Linked DNA regions of Homo sapiens: region 1 is linked to region 2. Evidence: read pairs that join two places in POLR2A ChIA-PET (ENCODE). Cell type or tissue: CD4-positive, alpha-beta T cell. All regions are shown on one strand. Region 1 overlaps CAMK1D (calcium/calmodulin dependent protein kinase ID). Region 2 overlaps FAM107B (family with sequence similarity 107 member B).

Evidence for each region. ChIA-PET counts read pairs that join two places held together with the same protein. Peaks named below come from ENCODE experiments on the same cell type or tissue, not always from the same donor. Only the 100,000 strongest peaks of a DNase experiment are listed, where the experiment ranks them.
Region 1: POLR2A ChIA-PET joins it to region 2 with 8 read pairs; 1 of 35 experiments calls an interaction of 5 or more read pairs at or near these places.

What each region holds. Positions count from the first base shown.
Region 1 is chr10:12,587,211-12,589,710 of GRCh38, forward strand. All of the region lies in intron 2 of CAMK1D (calcium/calmodulin dependent protein kinase ID), which reads left to right. Among named protein-coding and RNA genes, the nearest start is that of MIR4480, 9.7 kb to the left of the region's middle. RefSeq lists an enhancer at 1,101-1,170. In CD4-positive, alpha-beta T cell, no CTCF peak of the experiment used is centred here; a DNase peak (open chromatin) is centred at 1,441; H3K4me3 peaks cover 748 bases.
Region 2 is chr10:14,559,433-14,561,932 of GRCh38, forward strand. The region is part of intron 2 of FAM107B (family with sequence similarity 107 member B); the gene reads right to left. Among named protein-coding and RNA genes, the nearest start is that of MIR1265, 120 kb to the left of the region's middle. RefSeq lists an enhancer at 1-205. In CD4-positive, alpha-beta T cell, no CTCF peak of the experiment used is centred here; DNase peaks (open chromatin) are centred at 229, 1,019 and 2,139; H3K4me3 peaks cover 1,371 bases; H3K27ac peaks cover 2,210 bases.

The sequences.
Region 1 (2,500 bases), 2.0 Mb before region 2:
GTAAATAACCGAAAATTAATAAGCAATGACTGAGGAGTAGCCAGCCCACGATCGCTTTCCTAGAATATACTCTGACTCCCAAAATAAGCAGGCACAGACAACAGTGTGGAGCCCCTCTCATCATATCCCGCATGCAAAATTCAGGGAGACTTGGAGCTAAAAACGCATTGACTTCTTAGTTGTCTCCATTTGTTCTGGGTTAGGTGATGGATCCACAGTGACTTAGCAGCTTTGATGACAGCCGGGGCTTCTGGAGGCTTGGCGGCATGTTAAAACCACCTGGGTCTATTCCAGATGGATTAAATCAGGCTCTCTGGGACTGGGGTCCAGACATCATTAAAAAAAAAAAAAAAAGTCTCCCCAGGTGGCTTCATATGCAGCCCGAGTTGAGATTTATTGGACCAGACTAACAAACACAGCTGGAAGAAGAGGGCAGGGAGGACTCCTTAGGATGTGCAGATGGAGTGGCTCATGCAGGCTGCAGTGGAATTCCTTTCCTTCTTGTAATAAAACAACTCCTATTTACATATCATTTTAGAAAAATATTTTCCCCCTTGTCTTATCTGATGCTCAAGAGAGAATAGAGTTTGCCTTAGCATCTCCGTAGATTTGTTTTTTTTAGATGTATGACCTGTCATCAATAAACCCAGAGACATAAATTAGGGAATGGCTGTGCTATAGAAAGCACTTACTGATGTATTAAAGATTCTGCCTTCAAGCTCTTTTAAATAGTGCCTTTCTCGGTGATTTGGACTTAAAAATTTAAGGATATATGTACATGCAGCTTTGTGGGAGCACTTGAATATTAAGTAGTGCCTAGCTAAGTTGTGTTGAAATGAGTTGGTAGATCGTAGATAATATAAAGTAAGTGAATATTTCCAAGGGAGCGGAGAAACTTGGATGGCTCAGTAATTATGGAAATTGGCAGGGCATTTGGGGACCCCAGCTGCTCTTTGTCCCTTTGTCCCATAAATGGGTGACAGTCTGCAAGGCACGGAGCTCTGCCAGATGTTTGCAATAGTGGTTGGGTGGGGAGAATTTCAGAGCTGGTTTGGCCACAGGAAGATGACGAGCTTGTTAAGAATAATGATCGGACACCCTGCATATTCGCTGACTGCATGCTTAGCAAATTTGCAAACTAGCTTCATCCTTAAGGGCTTTTAGTCACAGAATGTAAATAAGAGGCACACCCATGAGAGTTTGCTGGAAAACAAAGAGAAACCGTGCTCTCAATAAGTGCTCGCTAATTGTTTTGGGATTTGTGACAAATAGGGAGCAAATATTGAGTCGGTACTTGGGTGATTTCTTTTCTTTCTTTTTTCTTTTTGCGAACTGACCTGGAGCCTTGGTCTCCAGGAACTTTCTGTTCCTGGCATGCAGATCTCCTGCCCCACCACCTGCACCTGCTCAACGCTCTCCCACATCCTGCAGAGGAAGGAGTAGAGGGCGGAAGACTCTGTTGTACCCGACATCCAAGAAAACCACAAGCCATGTTGCCATTCTCAACTTCTTTTCAAGAAGTGACAGCATCAAACTCAAGAGAGTTGTGTCAATTTAAAGTGCATATGTATATATATATACACACACACACACACACACATACACACATGCACATACATATATATGTGCTTGTATATATACATGTATATGTATATATGTGTGTGTGTGTGTGTGCGTGCGTGTGTGTGTGTGTGTATATATAACATGCCCCTATATATACATGTATACAATACACATATTTATATACAGGTGCATGTTACATACATACATACATATATATAAAGGGACACATTATATACACACATATTTGAGACAGGGTCTTGCCCTGTCTCCCAGGCTGGAGTGCAGTGGTGCTATCTCAGCTCACTGCAGCCTCCATCTCCCAGGCTTAAGCCATCCTCCTGTCTCCCAGGCTCAATTCATCCAAGTAACTGGGACCACAGGTGCACAGCACAATGCCCGGATAACATTTTGTAATTTTTTTGTAGAGATGGGGTTTCACCATGTTGCCCAGGCTGGGCTCAAACTCCTGAGTTCAAACAATCTTCCCACCTTGGCCTCCCAAAGTGCTGGGATTACAGGCGTGAGCCACTGCGCGCAGCCTGTATAATTTTTAAAATAGGGAACAGATTGTGCAAACATACAAAATGTGACCCAGAATGGTTTGGTGTCTAAAAGAGGCTGACCACCTCCATGTGGCTGGAGGTGGTTTCAAAACGAAGCCCGCAGGCCATGGCTGAGCTTCACTGACCGTGCTTGCTTTGCCTTTTGTGATTTGCATGCATTTCTCTTAAATGAGAGCAAATGGAAGCATTTTTGGATGATACCAGCAGAGCTGCAGAAATGAAAGAGCAGGCTCCCCAGCCCGGAATGAGCAAGTAACAAATCTTCCCTGGCCCTTTTCTTACCAGTGAAAATGTCTCGTCTTCAGAAACTGCCTGTCTTAAAAATCAGCTCCTCCAACACAGGGAGTAGCTTCAGATAGGGGTGGGCAGGGGGC
Region 2 (2,500 bases):
CATACCAGGGAGATTTAAATCCCCCGGTTCTCTTACAAAAAAAAAAAAAAGAGGAGGCAACTGAAAAGGGTCCCCTAAGCAATTTCAGCACCAAACTTCAGTCCTATAAGCCCGCAGCTTCTCACTCAGTTTTCAGAGGACTTTTTTTTTTTTTTGAGATGGAGTCACCCTCTGTCACCCAGGCTGGAGTGCAGTGGCGCAATCTCGGCTCACTGCACGCTCCGCCTCCTGGGTTCACGTGATTCTCCTGCCTCAGCCTTCTCCGAGTAGCTGGGACTACAGGCGCCAGCCACCGCGCCTGGCTAATTTTTTTTTTTTTTTTGTATTTTTAGTAGAGACGGGGTTTCACCATGGTTTCAATCTCCTGACCTCGTGATCCGCCCGTCTTGGCCTCCCAAAGTGCTGGGATTACAAGCGTGAGCCACCGCGCCCGGCCTCTCAGAGGACTTTTTTGTGTAGTATTGGATTAAAGGAACTGTAAGAGCCTTCTCTAAATGTGGAGAGAATAATACTAGTATAAACCTCAACCTCCTCCTAATTCTTTCCATTTTCATACAATCTCTGAATTAACAAACGCACAACCCTTGCTTCCCCAATCTCATTGCAACCTGCGTGCCAGGCACTCTACAACCCGTTGCTCTACTCAATAGCCTGATCCAGACCATCAGAGAGTTTTAGTTCAGTGGTCCTTGTGTACCCCACACTCTAGGCCTGGGTGACCACCATGCTCTAACACCAACAGTTTGTCCCATCTGCATTCTGGGTGGCTTATTTTTTTTTTCATCTTTTTTTTCTTTCCCATTTGGAACAAGTGCCCATCAAAGGCTTAGGAGATATAAAAGATGTACAAGAACAACTCCAAGATCCCTTTTAAGAGTCTTTCATCTTTCTGTAAAAACTAAACCAAGATACATAACATATGAGTGTCACATATCGCATGCTAATTCAGAAGCAAGCTATATGAAGCAATAGGAAACACAGAGCCGTCAGAGCGGGAAAGCCCTGGAGGCACGAGTCAGCGATGACACCACAGGGTATTCAAGGAGCACCAATGGCCTGCAGGTGGCAGAAACAATGGAGGAACCAGCCTGAGTCAAGGAGGACTCACTAGGTAAGCTTGGGAAATAGGGCTGAAGACGTGGACTGAGCAGTCGATGGAAGGCTCGGAAGTCAGACATGGCTCACCTGCGACAGGGGCCTCAGCAAGAGACAGGTATGAGGGACACTGTTTTAGGCCCATGGATTAAAAACACGGCTGCCATCAACATTGATTCAGCCTATGTAAATGTCTGGTGCACCAGTTTATTCTCAACAAGAACTTAATCAGGGTGGCTCCTACCACCTCCATTCCTATCATCAAAATGGTTCAAAATATGCCAAAGCCCCGATGTTTACATATTAGAAATTTAAAATTGCTTCCTGACAACCTTCCAGGGCTTTTCATGTCCCTGTTTCTCCCCCTACAGAGCAGATGACTGTTCTGGGAGACAGCTGGCAGCAATGAGTACAAACAGCCAACTGTGTGGCCATCCCGTCATAATTTTGTTCCCTACACATCTGTCAACTGGGTGTCAGGCACAGGGTGTGCCACTGAGTCAAGCTACAACGAAACCAGCCATCATTCTCTGTCTTTTGAAGGGAGCCGGACACCTGGCGAGTAAATGCCATCTTGTGTAGAGTCACCCACAAGAGGGAATCTGGTGAATTCATCCTCCCATTAATTCATCAAGTATTTAGTCTGTGTCTATTAAGTGCCAGGCACTGTTCACAACAACATGGGCCTAGCAGCAAAGGACACAAAGCCACTGCCCTCTTGGGAGCCTGCATTCAGGGGCAGGCAGCCAACTGACAAACCGAGGGAAATATAGTATCAGGCCGTGCAAAGTGCCATGCAGGGAAATACAGGTAAGGCAATGGAGTGGCAGGGTGCACTATTGTGGATATTCATGAAACACCGCGCTGAGAAGACAGCAGACACCTGAAGGAAGTGAGGGACATAGCCAAGGGCTACCAAGGGAAAGAGCTTTGGGCAGACGGAGCAGCAAACACAGAGGCCTGGGGTAGGTAGGGACAGCGAAGAGGCCTGACCAGGTAAGCGGCAGGGAGGCGGCATGATCAGGAACTGGGTTATGGTAAGGCTTCCTACCCTCAAAACCACAGGGGGGAGGGCAAGGGCGAGAGGCCCCGCAGTTTGTGGTCATGGCAATACAATGATAATAACACTCCTCATTCCTTATTTAGATCTGTAAACCTTTCCTAGTCCAGTCTAATACATAAAAGAAAGAAAGAAATGTAAATAGTGGATTCAACAATAAAAGAGAATAAACCATTAGGTATACTCAGAGTATATTTTCTTCTTATTTTCTTTTTGAGACAGAGTCTCACTCTGTCACCCAGGCTGGAGTGCAGTGGCATGACCTTGGCTTACTGCAACCTCCGCCTCCAGGGTTCAAGGGATTCTCCTCCCTCAGCCTCCCGAGTAGCTGGGACTACAGGCATG